5 separate regions of the Homo sapiens genome follow, and all the other regions are linked to region 2. A link is a contact called in ENCODE Hi-C or POLR2A ChIA-PET data. All regions are on one chromosome and are shown on one strand. Each heading gives the region's core, a stretch centred on a gene start or an enhancer-like site at or near the end of the contact. The rest is flanking DNA. Distances are from core to core; before and after follow the strand shown. Region 1 has its middle 23 kb from the start of LINC02851. Region 2 holds the start of PUM3 (pumilio RNA binding family member 3). Region 3 holds the start of UHRF2 (ubiquitin like with PHD and ring finger domains 2). Region 4 has its middle 19 kb from the start of ERMP1. Region 5 holds the start of KDM4C (lysine demethylase 4C).

Region 1 (2,700 bases), core at 105-2,604, 3.8 Mb before region 2:
CTTGGGAGGCTGAGGCAGGAGAATCACTTGAACCCGGGAGGCGGAGCTTGCAGTGAGCCGAGATCGCGCCACTGCACTCCAGCCTGGGCAACAGAGCGAGACTCCGTCTCAAAAAAAAAAAAAAAAAGATTTTGAAGCATATGTTTCAACAGAGCAGATGGAGAAAGTTACGTCAAACGTCTTGAGAGGAGGACATGGAATGCCAAACACAAGGATCTAAAAACGGTAGTGGTGCTTTAATCCCACTGCCTTGGGACAGTGACGGAAATCAGGGACAAGAAGAAATACATTTCTTGAATTGGGCAGCTGAAAACCTAAAAAAATCGCTATCAAGTCCATTTATTTGTGTGTGTACATTTATTTATTTGTATTATTATTATTATTTGAGATGGAGTTTCGCTCTTGTTGCCCAGGCTGGAGTGCAGTGGCTCATCTCGACTCACTGTAAGCTCCGTCTCCCGGGTTCAAGCGATTCTCCTGCCTCAGCCTCCTGAATAGCTGGGATTACAGGCACGCACCACCACGCCCAACTAATTTTGTATTTTTAGTAGAGATGGGGTTTCTCCATGTTGGTCAGGCTGGTCTCGAACTCCCAATCTCAGGCGATCCGCCCACCTTGGCCTCCGAAAGTGCTCGGTTTACAGGCATGAGCCACTGCGCCCTGCCTGCATTATTATTTTTTAATGAGACGGGGGTCTCACTATGTTGCCCAGGCTGGTCAGTAACTCCTGAGCTCAAGCAATCCTCCTGCCTCGGCCTCCCAAAGTGCCATTTATATTTTATATACTCTAAAGGACCATGGGGCAGATACAGCACAGGCGGAAAGTCAGCTTTGAGTTAAGCCTGTTGGAGATGTAACAATACCAGGCAGAAACCCAGAAAGATGGGGCGTAGGGCTGGGTGCAGTGGCTCCCGCCTGTAAGCCCAGCACTTTGGAAGGCCAAGGCAGGCGGATCACTTGAGACCAGGAGTTGAGACCAGCCTGGGCAACATGGCGAAACCCCGTCTCTACCAAAAATATAAAATTAGCAGGGCGCTCACCTGGAGTCCCAGCTACTCAGGAGGCTGAAGTGGGAGGATCGCTTGAGCCCGGGAGGCGGAGCTTACGGTGGGCCGAGATCGCGCCGCTGCACTCCAGCCTGGGTGATAGAATGAGCCCCTGTCTCAAAGAAAAAAAGAAGGAAAAAAAAAAAAAAGAAATGGAAGCAGTGTAGGACCGAAGACGTCTGGGACGGAAGCTCACCCCCAGGAAGGCCTAGGGAGAGAGGCACCGGCGACGTGTCTGCACCACGCGTCACCGGCACGCGCGGTCCACACTCCAGCGCCGGGTCTCGCGAGAGCCCCAAGCGCGGAACCGAATCTGCAGGCGCGCCACTCTTTGCCTGCGGCACCCTTCCTCCAGTTCTCAGGGTGATGGTCGCGATAGTTGCACCAGCACATGAGGGCGAAAACCTCTTGTGCTGCCTCCCCGTGACTGCCAGTTCCCGGACCACGTTCTCCCCAAGAGCCCAAGAAGGGCAGACAGCCAGGCGCGCTTGGCTGGTCTCGGGAGGAGGAAGTGGCGGAAGTGGGATTTGGGAAACAATCCTGGAGTCGGTGTGCTACGCATGCGCCGAGGGAAGCGGCCAGGCGGGTGGAGGCGGTGACCGCGCGGAGGCACCGGCGGCCCAGAGGCTTATAGTCTCGCGCGCACAGCAGCGCGCTACGCGGCCATCACAGCACAGCCGATCCAGAGTCCAGTCACGTGACCCGCTCGTGGCAGTCCGTGTGGGGCACTGTAGTAGCATTTAGTGAGTCAGGCGAACCTAGCGGGCTGCCGCCCCAGATCAGTTTCTCCGTCAGATTCCATTTCTCCAGCGGCACCTGAACCGGCGCGGTCCTCTGCGTCTTCTTGCTCCCTGGGGATGGGGCCCGGAGCCCCCTTCTTCATAGAAGGGAAAGAGATTTGAGCAGGTGGAAGGAACAGGTGCCCAGGACGCTGTCCCGACGCCCACACGATGCGCTGAGACCTGAGCTTACCCTCGCGTGTCCCATCGTGCGGTGGTTCTGTCGCGGCCCTATGGGGAGGGACTCTGTCAGACGGGGACGTCACGAGGCGGCCTTGCCGGGCAGGGTATTGGGGGTACCGGCTCCATAGTTTAACTCCGCCTAGTAGTGACCGCGTCTTTTTGCGGTTTTCCTCAGTCCTGTGGCCGGAGACCTCTGCAGTCTCCCTCCCGCAATGGAGACGTCCTAGGAGGTCTTCTGTTTCCATGTTTAGGGAAATGGGAAACCTACATAGTTTAGTAACAAATTGAAAGAGTAGTCCAAAGTCTTCCAACAAAGAAGACTGCAAGCCACCATGGCTTCCCTGGCAAATTGAACGATATATAAGAGGAAAACATAATTCCAGTCTTTAATAGTTCCAGAATAAAAGGGGGAAGGAAGATGAAAGCGGGTAACACTTTTAAACTTTTTAATGGCCTAGCATAACCCTGATAGGAAAACCTGACGAGAACAGCGAATGGAAGGAAAAGTGTATGCAAGTTTTGCTCATGAGTCTAGACGGGAAACTCTGTAAGCAAAATATTAGCAAAATCTAGTATTATGTGAAAGGAATAATACCATAGCCAAGTTATGTGGTTTTTTGTTTTGTTCTGTTTTGTGGGGGTTTTTTTTTGAGACGTTTTGTTCTTTTTTTTTTTTTTTTTTGAAACCTCC
Region 2 (2,700 bases), core at 140-2,639:
TGAGAAAAGACCTATTTAAAACGTTCTTATGAGATTTAAATGAGCTGAAATGTAAACTAGTAACAGTTAAGGTAGACGACAAGAACTTATCAAGTATCTATGTGCTGCATAGTGAGATAAGTGCCTGGAAAGTAATGATGGCCCCTGTCATCAAGAAGCATACAGTCTACTAAATTACCAGTTTCAACTCTAACTCCTTAGTGGCCAGAAAACGGAGTAAGTTGGAAGACAGTAAAATCTGAAGTCTGGCACCAGGGATCAAGTGCCAGTTCCTCAACTTTACAGATGCAGTGGGTTGAATAGTCTCCAAAAGATATGTCTATGTCCTAACTCCCAGGACATGTGAAAGTGACCTTATTTGGGAAAAGGGCCTTTGCAGATGTGATTAAGGACCTCCAGATGAGATGATCTTGGATTATCCCCGTGGACTCTAAATTCAATGTTCAGTGTCCTAAAAACACACAGAGAAGTGGCACAGGCACAGGAGAAGGCCATTAGAAGACAGGCCGAGATTGGAGTCATGCAACAAGAGGCCACGGACCGCCTGGAACCGTTAGAAGCTGAAGAAGCAAAGCATTCTCCCCTAGAGCCTTCAAAAGGTGCAGGGCTCTGCCAACAGCTTGATTTTGGAATTCTTGCCTCTAGAACAGTTAAAGAATAAAATTCTGTTGCTTGACACGAGCAAGTTTGTGGTGTCAGTTTCTTCATCTGGAAAATGGGGCATATATCCTAACCACAATCTTATTTCCTGAAGTATAAAATGGAATAACAGCAGTTTCCAGGCACGAGCAGACACTAAAAATGGCAAACATTTATTGAGAGCGTTCCATGCTAAGCGCTTTGCACGTATCACTTAATTATTTCTATTTTATTGATCAGGAAGCCAAAGCTCATAAAAACTGTAATTTTCCCAGAGCCACACAGCTAGCAAGTGAAAAAAACGGGATTACAATTCAAATCGACTCACAAGATACCCCTTTTATCCTCCACGCTGGACTGCTGAGGAAGTATGCAAATTAACACACTTTAGAAACTTTAGCTACTTCAATATTTGTTCAGGCTACGGGATGCAGGCCTCTTATTAACCGCGCCAGCCAGGTCTGTCCTTCAGCAGCCTGTTCTGCCTCGCAAGAGCTCTCCCTCTCTTTCCAGCACGGAAGCCACAGGGTTAATGACGTCATTTCCCGTGGCCGTTGTCGCGTCCTCCGCCCGACGGATTCTTGCAAGGGCCAAAATCCTCGCGCCTCAAGAGGAGGCATAACAGCAGCGGACCAATAGAAATTCCGAATTTTTGTATTCTCTGGGAAGCTCCACCTCTTAGTCCCTGATCCGCCGCGGAAGATGAAAAAAAGCGGCCCGGGGGCGGAGCAAGGCAAGGAAGCGGAAGCGGAGAGGCGGTCGGGATCCGCTGCGCGAGCTGTCTCGGTCCCACGTGTGCGGTGAGTGTGGCAGGCTCAGCGGTCGCTCTTGGGAGGGGTTCGCACCCTGCCGGGCGCTGGAAGTCGGGAAGGTCTCTCGGGGCTGTTGTCCACTGGGCAGTCTCCTCTGGCCTCTTTCTGGGCTAGGAGTTTGGGACTGACTGGAGCCTGGCAAGAAGGGCGGGACTGGCCGGGCGCGGTGGCTCACGCCTGTAATCCCAGCACTTTGGGAGGCCGAGGCGGGCGGATCACAAGGTCAGGAGATCGAGACCATCCTGGCTAACACGGTGAAACCCCGTCTCTACTAAAACTACAAAAAATTAGCCGGGCATGGTGGCGGGCGCCTGTGGTCCCAGCTACTTGGGAGGCTGAGGCAGGAGAATGGCGTGAACCCGGGAGGCGGAGCTTGCAGTGAGCCAAGATCGTGCCACTACACTCCAGCCTGGGAGACAGAGCAAGACTCCGTCTCAAAAAAAAAAAAAAAAAAAAAAAGAAGGGCGGGACTCCGACCTCTCTCCCACCACGTTGCCCTGCGTGCCGGGTTAGAGTGGACTAGCTTCACTCCGGAATCCCAGCCCGTGCTCGGCCTGATCAGCCTGTCTGTGCTACTTCACAAACCCCAACTCCAGTGCTAGGCGGTTTGCCTGAATGTACGCAGATTCTAAGTGCTGGGAGGAAACGAACTGGATGCTGAGTTGGCAGATAGTGGAGTCTGAAGAAGTGATCTTTAAACGGAGATTTGGAAGCTCAGGGAGTACTTCAAGCAGAGGCGATAATGGGCTAAGTTCCTGAGATGGGAGCTAGGAAGGAGTATAGTTAGAGTACAAGATAAAGTTAGCCGGATAGAGTGGAACTAGGTTCTGTAGGGCCTTGAAGGTCATGATGGGGAATTTTTTTTTCTGTACAATAGGAAAACATTTCCGTTCCTATTACCATGTGTAGAAAACATTGAAGACTTGTAAGCAAGTGAGAATCATGAATAGGCCCTGGTTCTCTTTAGAAAATGTATTACATTTGGAAGCTCAAGAGATTGTATTGGTAATAGTTTGCATTAGGGTGGTGACGTAAGGGACATTTAAGAGAACTAACTTATGGTTCAGCGTGGCAGAGTAGAGAGGAAAATGTCAAGGGTAACTCAGATTTCTTACTTGAGCAGTAAAGTAGATGATGTGCCATTGGCTGAGATGGAGGACGATAGGGCAGGGAAAAATAGTATATTGTTGTTTGTGGGGCAAACAACAATAACATAAAGAACAACATAGAGAATTATGTTTTGGACATA
Region 3 (2,700 bases), core at 26-2,525, 3.6 Mb before region 2:
CACAGACAGCCTTCAAGTATGCACCGCTGGCTATGCTGCAGTGCTATGCTTAAAGCGTGAACGACATGAGTATTAGAAGGCGAGAAGTAAGAAAAGCAAACAGTCTTACACTCCTTTTCACTTCGGGAATAAAACTCTTGGCTTATATAGGGCATTCGTAAACCCGGCCCCCGGTTAAACCGACAGTTTCTTCATGCCCAGGTCTCTAACCTCCCTCGAGACATTCCAAACCTAGGAAAGGCGGCGAGGGAGAGGGACCAGAAGTTCTGGAAACCCTTCGAATCTTCAGTTTGCGCGAATCCTACCACAGTCAGGAAGCAGAGTTAGGGTTCTTATTCTTGAGAGCTCAATGCCCGAGTTTCCCCTGTTTGAGAGCCGAAGACGCGGAAGAGCCGCGGAAGCCAGGCGAACGCTCAGCCGGGTTAGCCAGCTCTCCGGGTCTCCCGCGCGGTGGCATGGCCGCCAGAGCCCTCTGCCCTCCCCGCCCTCTGGGGGCCCCAGGCCCCGCCGAGCGCGGGAAGCGAGGGACCTGGGCACCCAGTGCCTACGGCCGCTGTCCTACCAAATACAAACGGCGAGATATTTGCGCTCCGGACGCCCTCACTTCTGACCCCGCGCGGCGCACCTCCAGTTGGGGCTGGCAGGGACCCACTCCCCACCATTCGGCGGGACTGGGCCCCGCACCCCGCGCCTCGCGGGGGCTGCCCACCCGCAGCGGAGCCAGGTGAGCCCTGCGCGCGCGGCGCACAGAGCCCTCGGACCGGTGCGTCCAGAGGAGCCCAGCTGTTCCGGCCCCCAGCCTCGCTAGGGGCGCGGCGGGCGCGCCTCACCTGCTTGCCCCGGTAGAAGAGGCGCTGGCATTCGGGCCGCACGTCGAACAGCGCCCACACCCGCTCGCGCAGCTCCTCAATCGTGGCTTTGCGAGACACGTCCTCAATGGTGCACGTCTTGGAGCCATCAATGGTGCGAACCTGTATCCACATCTTGGCGCCTAGAGAGGAACCGGTCCCCTTTGTCTCCCCCTGAGCTCTGGGCGCCGCGCCCCGCCCGGCCCGCGCCGCTTTCCCTGCGGCTCGGGCCCTCAGCGGCAGGCGGGCGAGCGCGCCCACCGGACCGACCGGACGCCGGGCCCGACAGGCGGCGACGACTCTCAGCGCGCGCGCCCGACTAGCCGACTTGAGGAGAGACGACCGGAACCACTCTGAGGCGCTGCCGCAGACACCGCCTCAAAGATAGGAAGAGGCCATGTCTGCGCCGCGCAGAGTGTTTACTTATAGAGCTGGAGCTCCCACATGGAGGTCACGGCGCCAAGCCGGATCTCGCGAGATCCACGCCGGGCTCCGCCTTAAAGAGGAAGCGGCCCGGGAGAGGGTTACAGACCCGAGGGAACGAAAATGGGCAGGCGCGGAGAGGGCGGGTCGGAGGGGCGGGGCTACCAAAAGCCGTTACTTGCCCCACCGCCTGCACCTGGCCACTGGGCACGCCCTCTAGCCTTTGGGTTTCGGAAGATTGCGCGGCTACCACATCGGTTGCCGTTTTGAGGCCTCGTTTCAGAGCTGAGGGGGCGGGTGCCTCCTCAGGCTTAGCGGATATGGTTCTTTGGTCTCAAAAACACACCAAAAATAAGAAACCCTGGCGTGCACTTGTATAATCCTGGAAAGGGGGCGCGGGTGGGTGCGGCCTAAACTTCCGAGAAAGAACTGAAGGAAATGTGTGCGCTCCACCGCGCTCAACAGGAAAGCTCCCGCCACGCGGCCTGGCGGGTCGGGTCGCCCGGGAAAGGCCCCGGGGGCCCTCCTGCTTCGCGAACACGTTTCCCGCCTGGCCGCAATGCTACTTTCGCGCGGAAACCCACTTCCGAGGGTTTCCCGTCGCCTGGCGGAGGCGGCAGCTCCAGGCCTATCCTCAGGCCGCGGGTCCCGCTGGGATCGCCCTCTCTGGCTTGCAGCGCTCCCAGCCGGCCCTCCGGCCTTGGAGAAGTCGGGGCAGCTGCCCGAAAGGCCGCTCTCTAACTCCGGACATTTCCGTTCGTAGACTTTCCGCGTTAGGGGTGCCTTTGGCCTAAGGGATTGCGGGTTTGCGGGAAACAGTTTTAAATAATGCAGAGCTACGCGCCTCCGAAGAAAGAACTCCAAAGACCCTACTAGGATTAAACCCTCAGAAGTGGGCCCAACGCAGCACTACCTAACAGGGCTTCCCCCACCCCCCACCCCGCCTTCTTAATCCTTCCCTGCTACAGCTGGGGAGTCGGGGTGGGGGTGAGTGGGTTTATTTTATTTTATTTATTATGTATGTATGTATGTATGTATGTATGTATTTAGAGACGGAATCTCTCTCTGTCGCCCAGGCTGGAGTGCAGTGGCGCGATCTCGGCTCACTGCAAGCTCCGCCTCCCGGGTTCACGCCATTCTCCTGCCTCAGCCTCCCTGGGGTAGCTGGGACTACAGGCGCCCGCCACCGCGCCCGGCTAATAGTCTCGATCTCCTGACCTCGTGATCCACCCGCCTCGGCCTTCCAAAGTGCTGGGATTACAGGCGTGAGCCACCGCGCCCGGCCAAGTGGGTTTATTTTAAATGAAAATATGTCTTCTCAAGAAGGGAGAGAGGATATAAACGTAAACAAAACAAGACAACTTGGACTTCACATTTGCCAAAATCGGTAACTTAAATATTCACATAGGTGCTAATTATTCCCATAAAG
Region 4 (2,700 bases), core at 86-2,585, 3.0 Mb before region 2:
CAGTTTAATTCTCAGGCCCCAGACACTGAACCTAAGAGGGCAGAGGAAAAGGTTTTTGCTGGTTTGTTTGTTTTCTCCCCTGTAGTGAAAAGAACTAACAGGTGAGATGACCCTGTAGTCAGGAAAGGATTTTTATCTCATTTACAAAAACATGTTTCAGTGTGATGAATTGAATCCTATCAGTTGCTGTTATTAATTTTTCTATATCTTCCCTGATTTCAAAAAGCATGTTTGAGGCAGCTTATTAAAATACATACAAGGTTAAAAAAATAGATAGCTATCCTTAGGATTTGCAAGGTGTTCACTTAAAACATTCTTTTTTTTTTTTTTTAATGAACATTCTCATAAAACATTCTTAAAATGGTTGGCTTCTTTGCTGATATGGCAGTAACCAAAGATTCCAGTATTTGAGCACATAAAAAATTCTGCTGCTATGGTGGGGTACAGTGGTTCACACCTGTAATCCCAGCACTTTCAAAGGCTGAGGCAGCTGGATTACTTGAGCCCAGGAGTTCGAGACCAGCCTGGGCAACATGGCAAAAGACCATCTCTACAAAATATACAAAAATTAGCTGGTGGCAATGCCTGTAGTCCCAGCTATGAGGGAGGCTGAGGAGGGAGGTCACCTGAGCGTGGGAAGGTCAAGGCTGCAGTGAGCCTTGATCATGCCATTTCACTCCAGCTACATGACAGAATGAGACGCTGTCTGGAAAAAAAAAACAAAAAAACAAAAAAAAACACTCTGCTGCTTACCTGTGCCAGAAATAACAACATCTAAAGTGAATACTTAAGAAAAACTTAATGACTGCTTGATTACCCTTAAGATTCTGCATTCTTTATAATGTTCTTTGCATTTCAAAAGCAGCCTATTTATTGCAGAAATTTACTTAACCTTTTGCTTTACTTGAGCATGTATGTATGTTGCTTAGATAAAAGTAATGACATAAACGTCTATATAATCTTAGATTTCATTTTTACTTTGAAATGGGAGCTTTTTTATTTATAAGGTCATGAAAAACTAAGTGTTTTTATTAAGAAATGAGATTTTTTAATGGCAGAAAAAATGACTTGTTGACTCATTATGAAATCAAAATCTCTCCAAGCTTTTAAAAAACTACTTCAAGCCATTCGTTAAGTAATATTCCTTTGTAAATCATCTTAGATTTAGTATTATAGTGTTTTCTCAATTTTTATGTGTGTTAAAATCAATTTTGTGGGGTGTATGTGTGTGAAGGGGAAAGGTGACTCACAGTCACAGTACCTAGTTTTGCAACTTTCAGGCCTTGGTTTTGTAGCTCCAGCTGCCACAGACTTAACAGCTAGACTGATTCTGAGTAAGAACAAAAGGGTTTGACCATAGAAGGAAGTTCCTTTAAGATCCTTGTGAAATGGTTATAATAAGCAGGTTGACTCTTGCCCCTTGGAGAGCACCACCCTGTGTAAGGCTGATATGATCACGAACCCTCCCTCGCCTCCTCCCACTTCTATATATTATCTGTGTGCATGTGTTTCTTCTCTCCATCTTTCTTGCATGCTCTTTTCTTTTTCTCTGTCTGACCCAAGAGAAAGAGAAATGTATTGATGAAAAGTCTTTAAATAGTGTAATTAATTCATTTATAGCATGTCAGAATAAATCAAAAAAGGACATTTCTCTGTAAAAAATAGGTAAACAGAAACAAATGAAAGAAAAGCTATGACAGGAAAATAAGGTATAGCAAATGTATGCCATAAGGTGCTGTATGACTGCTAAAGGTGTGCCTCAGATTTGGCTCTGAGCTTCCTAGTAGATAGAGAAAAGAGAAGAACAAATCAATTACAAGATGCACTATGTTCACAAATTGGAAACATCTTGGAGGCTTTGCTTGATACCAGCACAGCATAGAGATGTTGGGCCTAAAAGGGCTAACATCTTCAGATTTTGTTCTGAAGGGTCTAAAAGAGGGAACACAGTGTGAGATCTTTGGGAATAAGTCAAGGGAGGATGTCAGGGCATGGGCAGTTCCTGGATGGGGGATTGAATTGAGGGTGAGGTAACTGATCAAAGCTCTGGAGTTTTCAAAGGATGCAACCTTGTTCCTCATTCATTCTCTATTCTTCAGAGTCCTGCCCTACCTCCTCAGAGCTTGCAAGCTAGGACATGGCCAGAAGGCTAGGGTAGAATTACAGGGTGGCTGCCCTTTCAGGTATAGCATTTGGTACCACTGTTCACAATGGCCATGGGTTTCCAACTCTGACTGCACATTAGAATCATTTGAGCCATTTTCCAAAATTATACAATTGCCTGGCACCATCCAAATTAACTGAATACTGGGATTGGGCCCAGGATTTTTTGTTGTTGTTGTTTTTGGGTTTTTCTGATGCTTCATCTAGTTCTTATGTAGAGTGAGAGTAGAGAACCACTGACAGTGAGCATTTTCAGAGGTTTACGAACTTCACGGTATCTCAGAGTCACAGGAGGAACTTGTTAAACATTCAGTTTCCTCAGCCACATGCTCCCTCCCAATTCCCCCAACCACCCCAGAAGGCCAGGGAATTTTCTATTTCTTTTTTTCTTCTTCTTCTTTTTTTTTTTTTTTTTTTTTTTTGAGACGGAGTTTCATTCTCGTCGCCCAGGCTGGAGTGCAATGGTGCGATCTTGGCTCACTGCAACTTTCACCTCCCAGGTTCAAGCAGTTCTCCTGCCTCAGCCTCCAAAGTAGC
Region 5 (2,700 bases), core at 101-2,600, 3.9 Mb before region 2:
CCATAGAAACAGTAAAGCCAAGCTGCCCGGAATTTAGACATTTTTTTAAATACCGCAAACTGAAATGGGTGAAAATAGGGCAGAGTTTAGTGTGAACCTAAGTGGCCGGAACCTACTAGTAACTTTCACCAGGATAAAAGTGACTCTGCTTTTCTAACCTACATTTCCGAACAGTGCTTTATAAATCACCTCTCGGGGTTAGTTTATCAAGCGCAAAAAAAAGTTTACCTTGTCTCTTCCGGAAGAAGGAACCTGACAAAACCCCTCCCGGTAGTATTGCCCACAATCAGAGCCAGCCAGCGCAGGCTTGCACCGCGCAGCAAAGGGGGAGCCCAGCATCAAGTCCACGCGGAAAGCATCTGAATCCCGGCTGCTGGCTTTACTGGCGGAGCACAGAGGAAAACCCCAAGCTCCTGCCTACAGCCCCGGCCTGTCTGGCTCCCTCCTCCACGTCCCCACTCCACGCCACGTTCTGTGCCTGGCAGTCCACGCGCCCTAATCCAACTCGCATTTATTTAAGCACCCGCCGTCTACACCGCATCATGGTTCCTCCAGGCACTGCAGGAAGAAATGGCCCCATGCCGGGGGAAAGAAACACCAAAAGGACAGCCGCGAGGGCTGAAGACGACCCCGAATGACGGGATGACTGCCTGCAACGGGTGGTCAGGAGAGGAGCTCCCACCCTCACCCCGCGGGTCGTGACACTCCCAGGGAAGGGAGGGCCCCGAGGGGTGCACCAGGCCCGGCCTTCCTGGAGTCCGCCACAGCCGACTGGCGGCGTTAAGAGGTCCGCATCCCAGGACCGCCCGAGCGCTCCTCTGCCCCAAGGAGGCGACCCCGACTCCGGATCCCGGGAAAACGGCGAGCGCGGGTACCGAACCTCGGTAAGGGCCGGAGCGGGCTGTCACCGGCCCCCGCATCCCTCCCCTGCGGCCGCGGCCGGCCGCTCCCTCCCCAGCTTGACAGTCGCTGCAGTCACGGACGGAGCGTCTCTGCCCCAGCGTCGCCGCTCGCCCGGACGCCCGCACCCCCGTGCCCCACGCGGAGGGGGGCAGTGCCGGGAAGACCTCTCCGGACCCTCCCCCCGCCCTGGCCCCCAGACTCCGGAAAAGCGGTTACCTGGCGCGCGGGTTGGGGCGAGAGCACGACTCGGTGGAGGAGGAAGAGAAGACAGTGGCCTCCGGCCCAGGGAGATTTGGGAAATTTGGGAGACTTGTTCCGCACTAGGTGACAGCTGTTCGCTGCGCACGCGCACAGGACCCCGGCCGCCCGATCACTGCGCCGCGCCTCACCCTCCCGTCGAGGGGGTGGGTGGGAGGCAGCGGCGAAGGCGCGCGCACCGCCGGCTCTCCCTGCGCGAGGGCGCGCGCGCCGTCACGTGACCGCTGGGGCCCGCACTTGGTGAGTCACGTGGGCTTACAAACAGCTTAAAGGTGCCCGGCACGCTCTTGCTTTGGGCTCAACTTCCGCGCTGTGGTTAACTTAGGCTTGCTGGCGCGCATCTTCTTGTCCTTTGGACACAGGCATATCCCATTCTTTCCGGAGGGGAAAGATACTCGCGTAGAAGGAGAAAACAGGTGCACAGAACCTTGCCCGGAAGCGCTGGCTGGGGTCCCGCAGGGCTGGACCTGATGTAGTCCACGCGCCACACGTCCTCCTGGGCGCCGACGCGCACCTATGGCGGCCTCCGACGCGCGGACGTCAGCGTGGCGTTACCGGGGTGGAGCCTCGGAATGTACTGGAGAGCCTGGCGAGAAAGTCGGGGCTCGCAGCTCTCCGGCGATGACAGCGCTGTGTTCCCGTTCTCCCTTCACCCGGTGGCCGGGACCACTGAGCCTCCTTCCCACAATGGGAGATCCCGAATAGGCGAAGAGTATCTTCGTGTCCCAACCCTTTAACAACTACCGCGCAGGAGCGTGTCAGCCTCTGGAAGCAAAACTGTCCGGTGTTGAGTCACCTACACCCAGCACGTCCCGCCCCGACCCGCCCAAGTGTGCTCTTAAGATAGGGAGGCACAAAGGTGACCCCAATAGGAATCCTGGGCTGGCGGTCCCTCAGAAACTAGAGTTGATAACAGTTTGGCCAGAACTGAAGTGACTAGAAATGCAGGTGCCTCCAGCGTCTGAGACTAGATAAGTTAACTTCCTACAACTTGTTGCTTTTCCTCTGTAACTCCGCCTTCCGAGGTGTCAGAAGGAACCAACCAGACCTTAAGCCCCTGTACTGCCAAAGACAGATGGTTGAGCATCAGATGTTTTGCAAAGCTGAATGATTTTTTTTTTAAACTTCCTACAGAGCTCCCAGCTGGGTCCCTTGTGGCGTTTTCTCTAACGTCTTAGCTAAGAAAGATTGGGCATATCTTCACACCAGTGAGCAAAGTTGGGCTAATATGCTGAATTTTCTGTTACATTATACTGATAACAGAATTTTAAAAATATATCGACACCGCTTACCACGCGCTTGAACTCGTTTCTCACTGGGGTGAACATTGTGAGGACAGATGGAATGTGATTAATTGAGCTAAGGCTAACGGGATTATTGGGTCACCATATTTCTTTAGTTGTTAAAAACAAAGTTCCGCTACACACACAGACACACTCTTTTTTGAGACGGAGTCTTGCTGTGTCGCCCAGTTTGGAGTGCAATGGCGCTATCTCGGCTTACTGCAACCTCCGCCTCACGGGTTCGAGAGATTCTCCT

Evidence for each region. Hi-C counts contacts between places; a loop is a spot of excess contacts on that map. ChIA-PET counts read pairs that join two places held with the same protein, here RNA polymerase II (POLR2A). Pooled maps may share reads with other maps.
Region 1: a map of CD4-positive, alpha-beta T cell shows a loop between it and region 2 (16-fold over the local background). The contact joins the enhancer-like site here to the promoter of PUM3 in region 2. A Hi-C loop is called at or near these places in 2 of 168 maps with a recorded cell type or tissue (CD4-positive, alpha-beta T cell and naive thymus-derived CD4-positive, alpha-beta T cell) and 12 of 50 pooled maps.
Region 3: a loop to region 2 is called in a map of CD8-positive, alpha-beta T cell, with 6 times the contacts of the local background. The contact joins the promoter of UHRF2 here to the promoter of PUM3 in region 2. A Hi-C loop is called at or near these places in 2 of 168 maps with a recorded cell type or tissue (CD8-positive, alpha-beta T cell and naive thymus-derived CD4-positive, alpha-beta T cell), 1 of 37 single-sample maps with no recorded cell type and 14 of 50 pooled maps. POLR2A ChIA-PET finds 5 or more read pairs at or near these places in 1 of 52 experiments (CD4-positive, alpha-beta T cell).
Region 4: a map of naive thymus-derived CD4-positive, alpha-beta T cell shows a loop between it and region 2 (5-fold over the local background). The contact joins the enhancer-like site here to the promoter of PUM3 in region 2. A Hi-C loop is called at or near these places in 1 of 168 maps with a recorded cell type or tissue (naive thymus-derived CD4-positive, alpha-beta T cell) and 3 of 50 pooled maps. POLR2A ChIA-PET finds 5 or more read pairs at or near these places in 1 of 52 experiments (PC-9).
Region 5: a map of CD8-positive, alpha-beta T cell shows a loop between it and region 2 (8-fold over the local background). The contact joins the promoter of KDM4C here to the promoter of PUM3 in region 2. A Hi-C loop is called at or near these places in 2 of 168 maps with a recorded cell type or tissue (CD8-positive, alpha-beta T cell and naive thymus-derived CD4-positive, alpha-beta T cell) and 13 of 50 pooled maps. POLR2A ChIA-PET finds 5 or more read pairs at or near these places in 3 of 52 experiments (A673, CD4-positive, alpha-beta T cell and activated CD8-positive, alpha-beta memory T cell).

What each region holds. Positions count from the first base shown.
Region 1 is chr9:6,680,330-6,683,029 of GRCh38, reverse strand. No RefSeq gene overlaps it. Among named protein-coding and RNA genes, the nearest start is that of LINC02851, 23 kb to the left of the region's middle. RefSeq lists enhancers at 1,132-1,251, 1,322-1,611, 1,077-1,825, 1,732-2,111. Within about 2 kb of position 1,354, at least 41 of the 41 ENCODE cell types and tissues checked have a DNase peak (open chromatin) inside an H3K27ac peak, as active enhancers do; they include CD4-positive, alpha-beta T cell, where a contact is called at or near this core.
Region 2 is chr9:2,842,784-2,845,483 of GRCh38, reverse strand. It overlaps PUM3 (pumilio RNA binding family member 3), which reads left to right and starts at 1,389. Exons shown (of 18, transcript NM_014878.5): 1 at 1,389-1,439. RefSeq lists enhancers at 1,058-1,297, 1,121-1,415, 1,799-2,360.
Region 3 is chr9:6,411,774-6,414,473 of GRCh38, reverse strand. It overlaps UHRF2 (ubiquitin like with PHD and ring finger domains 2), which reads right to left and starts at 1,275. Exons shown (of 16, transcript NM_152896.3): 1 at 831-1,275. The coding sequence starts at 983. RefSeq lists silencers at 458-887, 958-1,137, 1,418-1,557.
Region 4 is chr9:5,850,291-5,852,990 of GRCh38, reverse strand. It overlaps a transcript of ERMP1 not described here. Among named protein-coding and RNA genes, the nearest start is that of ERMP1, 19 kb to the right of the region's middle. Within about 2 kb of position 1,335, at least 5 of the 41 ENCODE cell types and tissues checked have a DNase peak (open chromatin) inside an H3K27ac peak, as active enhancers do; they include PC-9, where a contact is called at or near this core.
Region 5 is chr9:6,756,623-6,759,322 of GRCh38, reverse strand. It overlaps KDM4C (lysine demethylase 4C), which reads right to left and starts at 1,350. Exons shown (of 22, transcript NM_015061.6): 1 at 1,120-1,350. RefSeq lists enhancers at 37-256, 1,457-1,816, 2,548-2,700 and silencers at 917-1,086, 1,177-1,416.